2 separate regions of the Mus musculus genome follow, and region 1 is linked to region 2. The links are chromatin loops, found by intact Hi-C in ENCODE. Cell type or tissue: left cerebral cortex. All regions are shown on one strand.

Region 1 (8,000 bases), 48 kb before region 2:
AGCTGTCTCCCCACCACCACCACCACCATTCCAGAGCTATGGTGGGCTGCCTTGTTCCATGCATGCCTGCAGGATGTATCCATTTTAATAGAAGGTTCCAGTTCTGATCATACAAACCATAAACAAGAATGAAGTCAGCTGCCTGAAGCAATCCCTGGAGACCTGAGGCATGACCAGGGCCCAGAGCTAATTGTGCTTCTCAGATCAGGAGTTTAGAGACAAGAGTTTGAGTGTGAAATGGTCTGTGGAGACACATCATCTGCCAGTTCGATGTCCCCAAAGGCCATGGCTAGGAAAGCTCAAGTGTGAGAGCTAGAAAGAACATTTTGACTTCCATCCACAGCTCAGGACTTCTGGAGGAGCCACTGTGGTCCCCCTCCCCCATGCAGGGGCTGCAGAGCTCAGACTCAGGTTGGGGCTCTCCCGACCAGGTTTCTAAGCCCCTCTGTTTTTCTCCTCTTAAAGGGCATGGCACCTTTACTGGTTGGCCCCTTGCCTGGTTCTGGGGAGAGGCACCCCATAGGCCCTGGTGTACTCCCAGAACCATGCAGAAACTGATCAGAACAGCATGTTGAATGGCTAGAGAACACAGCTGGCTTCCATGCAGGAGGACTCCCCAGTCCCCTATGGAACTCTCCAGTTCCAGGTCATTACTTCTCCCATGCACCCCAGCACCCCTTCAGAAATTGCTGAGTGAAGCCATGCAAGACGGAGGGATCCAGGATAGGGTCCAGTCCCTGTCCTGTCTGCTTGCCTCACTCTTTAGCCAGACCCCAGTCACGAGTTGTGGTACAGCTATGTAAAGAGATGCAAATCATTCAGATTTGTAAAAAAGGTTAAAAAAATGCTTCATGCCACTTTCCAGAGTGGTCCAGTGGTCTCACGACTGGCCCCACTGAGAGGATTTCCTTTCTGGGGGCAAGTCTTGGAGCCACTGTATAAAGTCATAATGCAGCCTGCTTGGGCCAGGCCAGCCTGTGACAGTGTCTCCTCTCTTCTCCTGTGTCGTCCTGTTCGCCCCAGCATGGGGCTCAGAGCTGGGTCTCATCCCTGGTCTCAGGATTACAGGATGAGAGCTTGTTGCTGCAGCTGCTTTTCCGACTCTGGGAGCTGCTGGCCACATGGGCCAGGGGGTCGGAACGGATGAGGTACCTGCAGAAGACACCAAGGCTGGTCCTGGAATGGCAAGCCAGGTAGGCAGCCACACCAGGTCCGTGCCAGGTGATTCCCGCCCCCCCCTCCCCCATGCCTGATGCTGGGATGGCCAGCACTTGGTACTCACACAATGTCGTTGGGTTCCAGTCTTGTGTCTGGCGGGGGGTTGATGAGTACATAGGAAAGGGTGTTCTGGTGATGATCGTTCATCTCATCTGAAAAGGACATAGCCTAAGTGTCACCACAGCCCCACCCAGTACGGCTCTGCGGGGCCCCAAGGAGCCAGGGGAGCGAGTTGTCCCTCCTTTCTGGCCACAGATGGATTCTGACACCTGTCCACAGCTCCTGCCTGCACTTGGCAGGGCTCAGCCATAGGAAGAGCAGAGCACTGGCTCCCACTTGCCTGCGCAGGTTGCTCAGCTGCGAGCCAACCTTAGATGATGTCTCACCAGTGTGTGGGGCCAGGACAGAGTTACCGAGCACACCTGTACATGCCTGCTTCTTATAGATCTGTATGGGCAGGTGCATATGCTCAGATGTACACATACCTGCACCACACCTGAGTACACCTGTGCATATCCATGCATGCCTTCACCTGAATATATAACTGTGCACACTTAAACACACCTGCAAGGACCTGTGCATATCCTATATACTTGCACCTGTACATATACATTTGTGTACCCATAAACACTACTGGTCACCTGCACATGACACATACCCACATGCACACCCCCCCCCCATACACACTCCATCTACCTCACACCTACATACGTACATAAGCTGCAACCTCAGTTGAAGTGCTCTGCAGGACCCCCATTCCTGGGGGCTGGGAAGGCCACCTCTACTCCCTATACTTCGGACTCATTGATCAGAGAACAGGGTCATTCCCTCCTGCTTGTGGCTCTGCTGCCACAAGCTCCTAGCCCCAGGGTGACCATGGACTGACTCATGGGAACGTGGCCCGTCCAGAGAAGCAGCCTGTTATCTCATTGGTGCCTGTGCTTGGCCAGCAGGTCACCATGGCCTCATACAGTCCTGGCAATGGCCCTTAGCTTGCTGACCTCAATTTACCTACTTCATATTTAGAAGTATCTCTGGACTCAACGAGCATACAAAATGAAGGTGACCTGAGACAGGGCATCTTCTACCTGGCTCCTTCCATTTCTCTCTATCCTTTGGTCATGCTGGACATAACCCTAAGAAAGAGACTGACCCTTCTGTGAAACTAAAGAATCTGCCAGGTAGCCAACTGAGCCAGGGAGGGGCATGCCTCGCTCTCAGAACTGTAGCTCCAGGATGAAGGAATGTGGCACAAAATGCTTCTGAGAAATGGGGGGGGGCACCTCAAACAGTCTGTACCTGGGGTAGTTGAAATGGAGTCAACACCTCCATCTACTTCTGCAGGGTAGGAAGGCCTGGTGGCTTGCCCTCCATATAGGAAGGCTGTTCTGTCGCATGAGCATCAGTTTTTGCTCCTCCCCCCTCAAATCCTACAGTCAAGATACCCATGGTATGACTCATGCTGGGAGCCAAATGGGAGAGGTGTGATTCTGGGACCAAGGCCCTCATGCAGTGGCGTGGGTAATGCAGGGACAGCAGGGTTTGTGCAGAAGCAAGAGTATTCGGGTGTGAGCACAACATTTCAGACCACAGTACTGATTCATTTCTGTCATGACCACCATACAGTCATCCTAAAGGTGGGGCTAGAAGCCTGGCTGTGAGAAGCTGTTGATGAATCTTCCCCTGTCAGGGCTAGGCCCTGGGTCATGATTCTCCTCCAACCGAGGTCAGATCTTGAAATGTCTGAGACTAGCAAAGCCCAGGATGGGACTAGGCCTGGCTCAGTGTTGAGTTGAGGGGGCCATGCCAAATTCCAGCTGTAGTGCAAGGAGGGGCTGTGGTCAGTCTTGTGGCACTGACTCCCAACTGCTGGGATGGGGAAGGCAAGCTAAGATGGCCTCGGCAGCCCCCATGCTTGGGAAAGGTGGACAGCAGGTGTAGGGGTAGGTGGGGACAAGACCTGGCTTGAATGCACTTCTAGAATGGAAACTCCCAACAGATCATGCCTCTGCAACAGCTGTGTCCCCTCTCCTCCTTCCCCTTCCCCCAGCCCAGTAACCCCGAGATTCAGGCCCTGGCCCTCTACATCCATTTCCCATGTAGCTAGAGGGTAATAACTGGATTCTCAGCTTGCTCATCCCAGAGCCAGAGTAACTCCAGTGGCTATGCCTCTGGGCCCAACCCCTGCCTGGTGTTGCCCTTTTCTGAGCACAGTGTGACATTCTGGCCAGACATCCTGATGCCACTCCATGATGCCCGTAGAGTACTGTGAGTTCCTGTTGCTGAGTCCCAGCACATTTTCTCCAGTGAGCACATAGGTGACACTCACTGCACACCCAAGAGCATCTTGTGACCCTGTAGGAGCTGCCCAAGCCCTTGCCTGCCCACCTTTGCCTAGCAGCCACACAGGAAGCAGATGTAACTGGGTGCAGGATACGCTTGGTTCATGGAAGTCACCAGCCCTAGATCAAAACCCCAAGTGCCCAGCAGAGGGCCCAGCTTCCGTGATTGCTGTTATGGGTGGCAGGATGAGAAAAACCACAAGCCCAGAGATGCCAACACTTCACTTCTGTGGCTTCCCACAGCCATCCTTGCAAATAAGGACCCAGCTTAACTGAGCTCAGATAACCCAAAAGCTCCTTGACAACCTATTTTGAGGGGAGACACTGAAAGGCAGTGGCTTAGCCTCTGCTCTGGGCCTCAGGGAGGGAGAGCTCCTTAGAGGAGGTGAAGCACACAGATGAGAAGTAAGTAGATCTCTGTCTCAAGCAGAAAGAGACTTCTCTTGGAGCCCCCACGTCTACCTGGATTGAGTAATCCAGGTCTTTCTATGCTTTAGCACAGAAAGCCAACGCTAAGTTCCATCCTCATGCCTGCCTACTGAGACACACAGGGAATTTGGGCATCTCTTGGGACTAGCCAGAGAGACCAGCTGTTGTTGGGATAGCCTGCTGCCTAGTCAGTCCAAAGCTAGGTGGCATGGCACATCCTAACAGAACTGGGTCAAGTATTTTGGGACCAGGGTGGGTTCCATCATCTGGGCTCCCATGGCCCTCAGCTAGGAGGCCCAAACCAAGGAGGGAGGCAGAAGGTCTGAGAACCCACTGTGGACACACAAAGCCCTCTTTTCTGGTCTCTGCCTGGCCCAGCCAAGGTGGCAAAGGGTTGACATATCCCCTGTGTGGTGGCCAGTATTCACTGGAGCAGAATTACCTTGCAAATATCCCAGGTTTACCCGATTCATCACATCACTGGCTGTTAAATTTGCTACGTCCTCTATGGAACACATAGGAGAGGCACAGACAGAAACAGAGAGAGAGAGACAGGTCAGCAAGCATTGGCAGGGTGGGCACGCTGGCACAGAAGAATGGGTGGGGGACAGTGGCCAGCTGCACGCAGACACCGTCCACGCTGGGAGAATGGTGGCCAGCACTAGTGGCGTCAGAAGCAAGTCAGTTGCCAAAGAGGATCTAGGCTTTATCTGGCAAGCTTTGGCAGGGGCTGGGTTGCAGAGGCTAAAGGGCACACAGGGCAGGTCGTCATAGGGCTCCACTTTGCATCTGCTCGTACTTGCAAAGGCTTGTGAATGCCGGAATCCCCACCCAGGCAGGAGTACTGAGGAGGCCACTAGATCTAGGGCATTATCGGGACATTCTCTACACTGTATGCATGGCTGGGGAGGGCTCTGGTGGCCTTAAAACTTTGGTCTCAGTCTTCCCCAGCCAGGCCTTTCTCCAGGTCTACCACTGTCTTGTGAACATACCCAGCATGCCCAATATGTACTGCCTATGCCCTATGACGCCCAGTCCCAGTGACGCCCGGGCAGCTCCTTCTACTTAGAGGAGGAGTCTCTAGGGTGACAATGGACGTTAGCATGTAGGTTGGGCCTTGGCAACGGCTGAGTACTGAGATGCTGAAAGAGTGGGGAGAGGCATAGGTCAGAATAGAGATCCTGGGCCCCTCTGACCTCATCAAGAGGTAACATCTCTAGAGGAAGTCCTGATCAAAGTCACACTGGTGTTACCCCCAAAATGGCACAGAGAGAAAGGAGTTACAAAAATCTGTTTGCACAGATGTTCTCCTAAGGCTGACTCTGGAGCAACAGAGCTATGGCGACTGCCTTGGGAGGGACATGGGATGGACTGAGAAGTGTGCAGGCTGTTCTTGTCTCTGATGACCAGGGCAGGGATGTGCTGTGGCCCTGCCAACTCCCTGCCTCTCATGTCTCTCATGGGATGGGAAGACTGAACTTGTACCCCACTTGAAGGTGATGAGCTTTGGGGGAGCTGGCTTGGCTCTCTACTCTTTCCCTTACATTATGGGGGGTGTGTGTGTGAAACTGAGGCTCCAGAGTGGTAGAAATGAGTCAGTTTGTGGGTCACTCTGAACCTTCTCCATATGACATGGTTGCAGACAGCCCTCTGCCCTTTGCTGAGTAAGCCCAGGGAGGCCATGGTAGACCTGGGCCATCCCAGCTGTAAGGGTCAGGCAGATATGAGATGCCCATCAGCTGATCTGCTATGGTCCTACCGGCCCTGCCTTGTTACCGGCCCTGCCTTGTTGCCAGCCCTTACCATAGCCAGTGGTGGGCAGTCCCAGGTGCTTCATTCGGTTCTTGACCAGCTCTGAGAGCTCCTGGCGCTCTGAGCGTCGGTACAGGCTGAGCCGCTGCTGGGTGATCCAGTCTGTGGCCACAGGTGCCTTCCCTGCCTGCTTGGTGCTCTTGCGACTCAGCTTGCGGGCCCACTGCAGGCTCTTGCGACGTAGTAGTGGGTGCTCCACTGGGTCAGCACTGCCCCCGTGACGGCCATGGGTGCTGCCACTGCCAGATGCAGCTCGTGTGCCCCAGGGTCCCTTGGCCTCCCGAGTATCCTCGCAGTCCTCCATGTTCACCGAGATCTGAGACTGGGCAGGCAGGAGGGCTATGTCTGGGCCCCCCTGTGGCATGAGGTGTGCCAGGAGAGGAGATGGGCCCTGGACCCACAGTGTGAACTCCAGCCTTCTCCAGGTCAGAAGAACTGTGGGGCTCTATTTTCCCATCTGTACCCCAGTCTGCCTGGCCTCCTGGTCCAGAATGGAGCCAGCCTGTCCCCATTTCCCTGGGGCTGAGGGTGGGAAATGGAGACAGGCTGGCTCCATTCTGGACCAGGATTTAGCCTCTCTGGGCCATCACGTCTAGGGCCGGCCTGGTCCCTCTAGCCCAGCATATCCTGACCTTATCCTAGGGGCCCTTGTCTATACCACAGTATACCCATACACAGATGGGGCAGGTGTCACTGCCAAACACATCCCTGGGAGTCAGCAAACAGAGAGCAAACAGGCTGTGCCTGCCTAAGTGGGTGTGAGAGGCACTGGGGAGGATAAAGAGGGCGTGAGGGCCAGGTCAGACCATATAGGCACCTGCCACCTGTTAATGAACATGGAGCTGGGCTGGGGTGCGGGGTACAGACCATGGGCTGAAATCTTGGATCTGCTTCTGCCTTAGTTCCACACTGTGTGGGAGGATAGTAACTGCTAAACGCCCCCAACCCTGAACTGCCCAGTGACCAACACATTTTCATTTCCCGCCTGCTGCCCAGGGGCCTGCTCAAGGTATGGAAGAGCCCCACGAAGCAGGAGCTCCACAGGGGCCCGGGGTACTCACCTGGGCTCTGACGTCATGGGGCTGTAAAGGAAGCCAAGGGCTGTTGGGACCTGTGGGTGTGTCTGCCTCTTCCCCAGTGCACCCTGGCCTCTCCAAGTCCATATAGAACATGCAGGGGGCAGGAGGGTGGGAGGCGTGCTGCCCACGTCAGGTAGACCTCCCCTAACACCATGCCCAGTCCCCCGGGAGCTCTGGGATGCTTGCCAAGGTCACCATTCTTCCCAGAGTGGCAGCTGTCCTCACCGGAGGAACACGCTTTAGCTGCTGAACCCACCTGGAAGGAGCCCATGGCAAACGCCCAGCTCCTCAGCACTGGGCTGTAAGGAAGCTCTACGGCACTGGGAATGTACCTCCGAGAAGACATGGCACTCGGTCCTGTAGATGCCGATGGGGATCTCGGCGCTGGAGGAGCAGAGTTTCTGGAAGAGGCGGCCGTAAGTGCGGATCCACAGGTCGTCCTCGGTTACCTTCATCTGCAACGAGTGGGAATCTCTGAGCTGAGAGGAGTTACAACAGCACCCAGAGCCCCAGAGCTACAGTGAGCCACGGAGGGTGGCTGTGCCGTATGGCACCACACACCCGCCCCCCACCCCCACCCCCCTCACTTACTGCACAGAGGTAGCCGGAGCCTGGTGTAGTATCAAGGCCCAAGAGCAGCCTGGTGATGGTGATCATGTAGTCCTTCACGAAGGACTGTGGGGCAGCAGGGCCATGTGAGGCAGACACTCCAGCCTCCACACTCAGAACCTGCCTGCCGCCCCAGCACATGAGGTCCAAAAAGGACCAGGATCCCAACCCCCCAGAGTGGTACTAGGGTATCCCTGAGGGCAATGAGACCTGCTGCTCCAGCAGGAGAAAGTCAGGGGGACCTGGGGAGGCCTGTTCACAGCAGCAGGACCAGATGTCAGCCATAGATGGGCTGTGGACTCTGGCCTAGGGATTATGGGACCCTGCCCACCTTTCTCCACATTCCAGCTGACCTGGTAGAGCAGTGTATCCAACATGCTGATACTAAATACTCGACCAGCAGCAAATGGCAGGCGGAACATGAAGGCCAGGTTGGAGCCGTTCTCCCGTTCTTGCTGCAAGGAAGGGGTCCTCAGATGGCACAAAGGATTGTGGGTGGCCATCAGAGTGT
Region 2 (8,000 bases):
CCTGGACAATGATCTGAAAAGTCTCAACCTATATCTTGCTTAGGACACCTGAGAGTACCTGAACATTCCAGAATCTTTCAGACCCTGTCCTCATTTTTCCTGCTGAAACCAGGCCTTGATTCAACCATCTAGGAGGCACAAGAGTATATCCACGGGGCACAGGGAGATGGAGAGAGAGCACACTGACATCTAAGTGAGCTCCTGGAGTCCAGGGAGCTGGCCCTTCTGACTTTGGTGACCCCTAGCTGAGCGCCCCAGCCCAGAGAAGGGTGCAGGTTAAGTCAGGCAGCAGTCCACAGCCTGTCCCGTTCATCAGTCGAGCCTCTGCAGAGCCAGGGAAGCACCTAGATGGTGTTTGAAATGAAGTCCCTGTGGGAGGCAGCACCGTCTGATGTTTTCCTGGGTTCAGAAGCCTTGGGCAGAAAACACAGGACAGAACCCAGTGCCAGTCAGTGGGCAGGAGTGCTCAGCTTGCTCCAGGGCCTCACAGGCCTATCATCATCTCCTGCTCTGTCCTCTGCCATGGCAGTTCCCATCTCCTGCCCCATCAGTTCACTTGAAGTCTGCTCTTGGCAGGTATGAAGCCCCAGTCAGCTGGGTAGCTCCAGTCTTGAGTGTGCTGGAGATGCTACTGTGCTTTCTGGGGTTCCTAGCTCCATCTCTGATCCTGTGCTCTGGCCTTTCCTTGATTGCCTCATCCCTCATCACCAGTAGTACCCTGCTTCCTTCTTGAACCCCTTTTGTCACCTTGGACTCTTGACCAGGCATGACCTACATATCCCACCCACTACCACCCTGGCTCAAGCCAGGCCACACCCTCCATCGTCAAAGCTCCTTTTCCATTTCTGAACAAGCATTACTGGATGCTTGTGTGTGTTAACTTGGGATCCATAAGGGCTCCTGGTCAAGGCCCAAGGAACCTCCAAAGGAGAACTAGATGTGTCCCTAATACTTCCCACCTTAGAGCTACCCTCGAGGGCTTCATGCACAAACTCTGGTCCCAGTGCCCTCTGGTCACCTACTGCTGGCTCAAGGTGCAAATAGGAGGCTACTTGTCCTGGAAGGGATGTACAGAGAGTGGGGCGGGGTGGGGCGGGGTGTGGTGCAAGCAGGGCTGCCCAGCAGAGGCAGAGGTGAGGGTTCTGGATCCAAATGGTTATATGCAGCAGAAGAGGCAGACTACAAGGGTAGAGGTAAGGACGGGGCATCGGAAGCTGTGGGAGTGGTTAGGATGTGGAGCCAGGCTCTGGTCCCGAGGGCAAGCTCGTTCAAGAGTGATGAGGAGGGCACTTAGTGGGCATCCAGCTATCCAGCGGAGTTCTCCACTCCCAGCTCAGCCCCTCCCCATCAGCAGCACTGCCCAGCCCAGCTCTATGGTCATTAACAATCTCAGTGAGTAGTTCTGAGTGCAGGGCTGTCCCTCGAGGCACCTTTCCTTAATCTCGGTGTTGGAGACTTGGGTAGAGGGCCTGCATCTCATGAGAAGGGTTCAGCTTAGTCCCCAAAGGGTAACTTGGTGCACTTTCAGTTCCTGACAGGAAGGGATAGGAGGTTCCACAGGCTCTCTACTCCCCATGGCTGTCCTTAATGGGGGGCACCCCACTGCCCTGGCCACAGGGCACTTTCTGCTTCCCATTTTTTATGATTCTATCAGAACGTACTCAATGCTTTTGCCTCAGAGAAGTGAGCTGAGCTCCACTGTCTGAGAGCCAGGGACAGCACAGATGGGGCCTGCACTGGCCTGCCGTCTGCAGCAGCACCTTGGACCCCTGAAGACTTCCCTTCAGGTTTGAACTGAGCAGACTAATCCAGGGACAAACCTGCTTTCACCTGCCTAGAGCCCAGCCAGTGGTGACCTACTAGGTCCTGTCTTCCCATGGCTGGCTCTTCTGAGCAGCCTGGCAGTGCCCTGTTCATCCTGCAGACAAAGGGCCAGTGGTGGTACTGAAGCCTTAGTCTCTCTTACAGACCAGGACAAGACTCTGAGATTCAGACACTCCTTCAACACCACAGCCTGAGGCCTCTCATAACATCCTCTCAGGGGTCTTCATACATTTACAGGGAGAATGTGAGTCTATACTCCCACCCCCAGATCAGGGAACTTGGAGGGGGTAGTTCTGGGTGGAGAGTATACCCAACCTCTTTAAGATGCCCAGGACTCCCGTAGCTGGGACAGTAAGGTATCATAAGGGGCAAGGCCTTGGTCTAGAACCTTGAATGCAACAGGAGCCACTGAGCTCTCTCTGACTGTTCCCCACCCCTTGAAGGTCTCAGAACTTAGCACAGATGGTGGGAGTTTATCCGCAGTAACATGGGCCCCAGTGTGGGTGAGATCTCAACTCTGCCCCTCATGGGCTGTGTGCAGTGCTCAGTGTCCTTAAGAGTGCCCAGGCTGGCGGTGCAGCCTCATTTGCACATGTGGGTGGCTGAGCACCTCCCTGTCAAGGCCTCGGAAGCTGCAGTGACTCACCAGCAGTAAGTAGCTTTATTCCTATGGAGAACAGGAAACCCACACGGCCCTTCCTGCCTGCTTACAGTCTTCCAAGAGTCGGGGTGTATATCCCCCCACTTTTGCCCAGCAGAGCTAGTTGTGGGGCAAGACCAGTGGGCAAAGAGGGAGGTGCTAAACATCTAACCTGAGCCTGTCCTGTGCTGGGACACAGTTAGCCCAGCCCCCCCCCAGCCCCCCGCTGAGACCACTACCCCAGGCTGTGAGGGTACATCTATGCTACATCTCCCTGGTGCAGAAGCCCATTGCCTGCAGCCTGGGACCCAGCTGGCTACTCCAGAGAACTCCTGGGAGAAAGCAGGGCAGATAGAGCCTCCCCTCCCTCTGTCCCTGACTAAGCCCTCCTAGACACATGGCACAGTTGCTTAGGCCAACATCATAGTAGTGAAGAAGGGTTCCCAGTGCCATCGTCCACTTTGAGAACCAGTGATGATGCAGAAGGAAGAGGAGACAGGTATGGAGGAGGGGGAGGGAATGGACAAAGCTTTGGTGGGAGTGACAGCAGGACCATCGGGCAGGTTCCAGGCAGCAGGAGGGACCTCCTCTGCCCTCTCCGTATTCAGCTTGAAGTCTGTGCTGGGTCTGTGTACACACAGGGCTCAGATGCTCTGGAGCAGACCTCAGCCCACAGTTTTCTGTATTACCTGCCTGTGATGAGAACCTAGGGGCTCAGAGGGACCAAAGCCTGAAAGTCATGAGAGGCTAGACTCACCCACTAGGCTGATACTAAGATAGCTTTAGAGATAAGGGAGTGACTTGGAAGGGAAGGGAAGGGAAGGGAAGGGAAGGGAAGGGAAGGGAAGGGAAGGGAAGGGAAGGGAGAGAAATATTCAGGATGGTTGTGTTCTGTCTTCTGAGAGTCGAGGGTTGTGCCAACCCTGGCTTTGTTTAATCTTACTGTTTTAAAATTCATGTTTCATTATGTATCACAATTAAAAACATTGCACAAAGTGCCACTGCCCTAACAGCAGTTTCTCACCCCAGGGCAGAAGACAGCTGTTACCAGGCAGACTGTGGCTGCCACCCTATGGCTGACAACAGGAATCTTCACTATCCATGCCTGGAAAGGAAGGGAGGCAGTCTTTCAGCTACATCAGCTAGTCACTGGCATCTGTCCAGTCAGGCCCCAGGCACTTTGGGAAGACAGATGCCGTTTCTTACCAAGCACTGGGATGGGAGAACTCTCCGCAGCTGCTAATTCCCGGAACTCACCGAATCCCAGTGGAGCAGGCACCAGGAGGGAGGGGGTGCTGACTTAAGATGTCAGGCACAGGAAATGGGACTCACAGAAGCCCAAGCCCTGCCATGTGAAGTCCCCACCTGCAGATGGCAGAGCCAAGACAACCTATCTTTCTCTCTGTCTGAGCAGACACTGCTAACTAGACCAAAGCCAGGGTCTTCCTCAGGCAGGTATGTGTGTTACTGTAGCACTTGGTTCAAAAGACAAGAAAACATGACATCAAAATGCATCTCTAAAACCAGATGCAGCGACACACGGCTGCAAATCCCAGCACTCAAGGAGCTGAGGCAGGAGGATGCTGAATCAAAGCAAGTCTGGGCTACATAGCAAAAGACATGAGAACAGACATGCCTGCACAGGATCCAACCTCCCTGGTTCTAACCAGTGAAGACTTGGAACACACACCCGTGCACACACGTCTCTGCCCTGCTCTGTAGGATGAATGGTTCTGAACACCCAGGGACGTCTGTTAGAATATCATTGGTCCAGTAGGCAAAGCAATGATCAAGCTCACTCTGCATGCACTCCAGCTCTGAACACACTGACCTATTCACAAACATGATTCGTTCTCAGTAGTGATTTCCCAGTTGGTTGTTTCAAGTGCTCAGTGTGTGTCCTGACAATTTGCAGGCTCATGTACTTTCTGTCCTAACTCAAGGAACTACGTTGTTTGGGGGAAAGTGCATCCAAGTCCAAGGTTGGGGGAGACATAGCCCTGGGAAGGTGATGAACAGAAGTAGAAGTTTCTGATCATAAGCCAGCCTTTCCAAGTCTGCCAGTGTCCTTCACCATCTTCCCTTGCTGAAAGGAAAGCACCTCCCCTGAGGCTGGCAGCAAGAACACTAGTGTTTACCAAGAGAGTTATTTGGGGAAAAGGCAGAAAGAGACATTTCTTTCCAGCTTCCTGCCAAGCCCCTTCACTTAGGAGCTATTTCCATAGTATCATTCGGTTGACCCCTGCTTAAAGCACAGAGGAGAATTTGCGGTGAGGGAACGTCATACCGCCATACCGCCTTCACTCTGAAAATATGACCATGCTGAAACTGGAGTCTGAAGGACACTGACCCCTGGTGACTACTTGGCTGGCTGCGGGGCTCTGCGACCATCGTGCGTGCAGATCTGACTGATCCTCAAATCAGTGGAGCGCTGGGGTTGGGGATGAGAACGGACGTACGTGCACGGGGAGACAGAGCTAGCCCCCTACTCCACCCTCAACCCCCGTGCATCAGAGCCTGCTAGCACCCCCGCGTCCTGCTCCAGGTCCCCGCAGGAAGAGGCGCCGGATCCCAGCCCACCCAAAACTTTCTATCCAGGGAAACCGAGAAAGTTGAAGAACGTTGTGGCGGCTGCTGGGACAGAGCGGGGGTTGGGGTGGGGGTGGGGGGCGTGAAGGGTGCGCGTGCGCTCGTGCGGGACTCAGCACCGCGGACAGCTCCGCCACTTACCTATCGTCGTTCGGGAATGGCTGGTCTCCTAAAAGCAGGTCACGGAATCGGTACCTTGGCGGCAAGGGCAGCACCTCCGTGTCCAGGTCGTTCATTGTGAGGCGGCGGTGTCCAGGAGCACGTCCCCGCGGCCGACTTTCCCTGAGCAGGGTCGCCTGCAGGCACAAGGCAGCGCCCCCTCACCGCCCGCGCCCTCGCCGGTCGCGCGCAGACCCCTGCGAGCCCTTCCCGGCCTCCGCGACCCCCCGCGGGGGCGGGACAAGCACCTGCAGGGGGAGGGGCTGAGGGCGGAGCTCGGCGGGGGCGGGGCGCCTCCCGGGTCCTCCGGGCGGGCTTAAGGTTTTTCTTTTCCCAGGAGATGTGTGTGTGTGTGTGTGTGTGTGTGTGTGTGTGTGTGTGTGTGTGTGTCGGGGGTGGGGGGCGGATGGGAGTGGTCATGGCTAACTCCAGAACATTGTTTACTTGAAGGTCCCTGGTCTTCCTTGAGTTGGCTGGCATAGGAGCCCTCCTCTTCCCTGGACTCAAGCCAGGCAAGCCTCCCCGCCCCCACAGTCGGCTCCAAGGCCAGTTGCTCAGCTTTTCTTCAGGTTCTGGAGCCAGCATCTCCACCCCCCAAGGCCTCCTCTCAGCCTCTCACTGCTGACTGGCAAGAGGCAGTTTAAGAGGAGGCCCTCTAGGGCCAACAAATCAGAAAAGATGAGATTCACGACTCTGGACTTCCAAGGACTCCTACCCCAATCGTGGGAGTCACTGATATGAACTGGGACATGTGGAGCATGCTGGGGCAGCCTTATGTACACCAGGAAGGTCTTGTCCCCAGCGGCCAGCAGTATGTCCACCCTTTGCCTTTTCTGGTCTTTCTCTTCCTCCATATCCATATTCAGCTGTACTAAACAGACACAGCAGCTGGAGACTGGCTGGCAGAGGGCCCCAGGCTCCAGTTCCCAGCCTCCTGAGGCAGTAAGCTGGGGACATTTATCTTCAGCCTCCAAACCGCAGCTATCTGTAGAAACTTCTGCCTACAGCATAGGACTCAGTAAGCAGCTTAAACACACCAAGTGAGAACAGGCTTAGACTCAACTGCACCCACGAACTGACAGGACTGTGGGCATTGGCACAAGTGGGGGACTGTGGTCCACTGGGCTCCTGACCTAACCAGGGTCCTATGCTTCTTGTACCCTGGCATGGCAGAGCTCCTGGCCCTCAGCCCAGCCTGTTGTCAATCTAGCCTTCCAGCACCCCACAGTAGAATTCAGTCGGTAGAATGCCCAGTTCCCTCCTACCTGACTTAGCAGTGCCCCAGTGTGGCTCAGCCAAGAGCAAAGAGCCCAAGAAGGCAGCCAGTGTTCACACTTAAGTACGCAGCACCAGTCCACTGGACCTGCTTAAGCTTCTCCAAATAAGGCCTGAGGGGAAGGGGTTTGCTCTATGTTTGTTCAAAGTAGGCCACAGGGGTAGAAGATGAAGGGGACATTTACCTCAGGCAGAGTTTGGACTCTCATTCTCAAGTTGGGAAGAGTGGGTGTATTGTCCACCCTGGTCCTCCCACCCTCAGACTACCAGCACACTGACAAGTGTAGGCACTCCCTTCCTCTGGAGGCTGGGGATGCTCAGTGGCTGTCTCAGGCCATGGCTGCCAGTGGCAACACTCACATGTTTCTCAGATCACAGCTCCAACCTCTGGGATCTGGCAGCACTTGAAAAATAACATTTTCCTAATAGCATCGGCGGAGTTGATTGTTATTTCTTAGTCACAAGCTGGCTGGGCCTGGGGAGGTGCTGGCAGGTGGGGAAGCACATGGCCAGGGCTCAGGGCTTTATTTCTTTTGGCAAGCCTCCCAGGAAGGCAGCACCAGGTGCCTAGGAGCTGCACTCTCTGCTGCCCTGACCTTTTGGGCACTTCTGAATTTTTCCCTCTTGGCCTCAAGATCCAAGGGGTCAGGGGTCAGGGGTCAGGGGAGAGTCTCTGCTTACTTCAGGGGGCCTCAGGGAAAGGAGATGCACCTGAAGTCAGACCTGGTCCTGCCCCCACCCAGCTGTGGTTTGGGAGCAGTGACAGGCAGGCTGTTCTTGCAACCTTAGAGTGCTGCTGCACAAGAGTGCACAAGAGTGAGCAGGCGCTGTGAGTGGGCATCCCCTGGACCTCCTGCCACCAGCTCCCCCTTCATGTTCCTTAGTGGTGCCTAGCCCCTCCACACCCTACAAACTCGAATTGACTATTAAGCAGACCAGGGCCCCTAGAGCCTCTTGGGAGAGTGCCCATGGTAGGAGGGCTGTGGTTGAAATATGTCAATATTTCTGTTCACTGCATGTCCCAGGCTTTGGGAGATAGTGGGGAGGACTCAGCCATGTTGGGAAGAACTTTGGGGCAAGCATGGCAGGGCAACTAGAGGATTCTGTAAAGGTGGGACAACTGGAGAGAGAACATGGCTCTAGCCCACCTTCCAGGATTCAGGGGTCCACTTCTTATTCCGTTTCTCATTCTTTCCCTGGGTGACCCCGGGAGAGCCTAGGAGACAGATAGGACCCAGAGTTAATCTCTATCATCTGTCTCCTTTGAGGTGGCTACGTCAGTGAACTGCCTGTTTCTATAAGAATTCAATGTCTTGTGGCTCAAATTAGTTGCTCATATCCTAGGCCCTCAGCCTGCCCTTAAGGTAAGGTATAGAGTTTGTCTTAGAATTTCTATTGCTGTAAAGAGACACCATGACCAAGGCAACTCTTATAAAGGACAACATTTAATGGGGGCTGGCTTACAGTTCAGAGGTTCAGTCCATTATCATCAAGGCAGAAGCATGGCAGCATC

Evidence for each region. Peaks named below come from ENCODE experiments on the same cell type or tissue, not always from the same donor. Only the 100,000 strongest peaks of a DNase experiment are listed, where the experiment ranks them.
Region 1: a loop joins it to region 2, with 4 times the contacts of the local background. A loop is called at or near these places in 6 of 42 quality-filtered maps.

The regions. Positions count from the first base shown.
Region 1 is chr2:25,909,149-25,917,148 of GRCm38, reverse strand. It overlaps Kcnt1 (potassium channel, subfamily T, member 1), which reads right to left. Exons shown (of 31, transcript NM_001302351.1): 24 at 7,843-7,944; 25 at 7,472-7,555; 26 at 7,213-7,335; 27 at 6,863-6,883; 28 at 5,793-6,123; 29 at 4,432-4,494; 30 at 1,283-1,370; 31 at 1-1,152. The coding sequence ends at 1,032. Among named protein-coding and RNA genes, the nearest start is that of Kcnt1, 35 kb to the right of the region's middle. In left cerebral cortex, CTCF peaks have their summits at 2,862 and 3,706 (motif pointing right); DNase peaks (open chromatin) are centred at 2,736 and 3,728.
Region 2 is chr2:25,861,257-25,869,256 of GRCm38, reverse strand. It overlaps a transcript of Kcnt1 not described here. Among named protein-coding and RNA genes, the nearest start is that of Kcnt1, 13 kb to the left of the region's middle. In left cerebral cortex, CTCF peaks have their summits at 3,537 and 4,826 (motif pointing left); DNase peaks (open chromatin) are centred at 5,310, 5,775, 6,208, 6,879 and 5 more places; H3K4me3 peaks cover 1,540 bases; H3K27ac peaks cover 3,635 bases.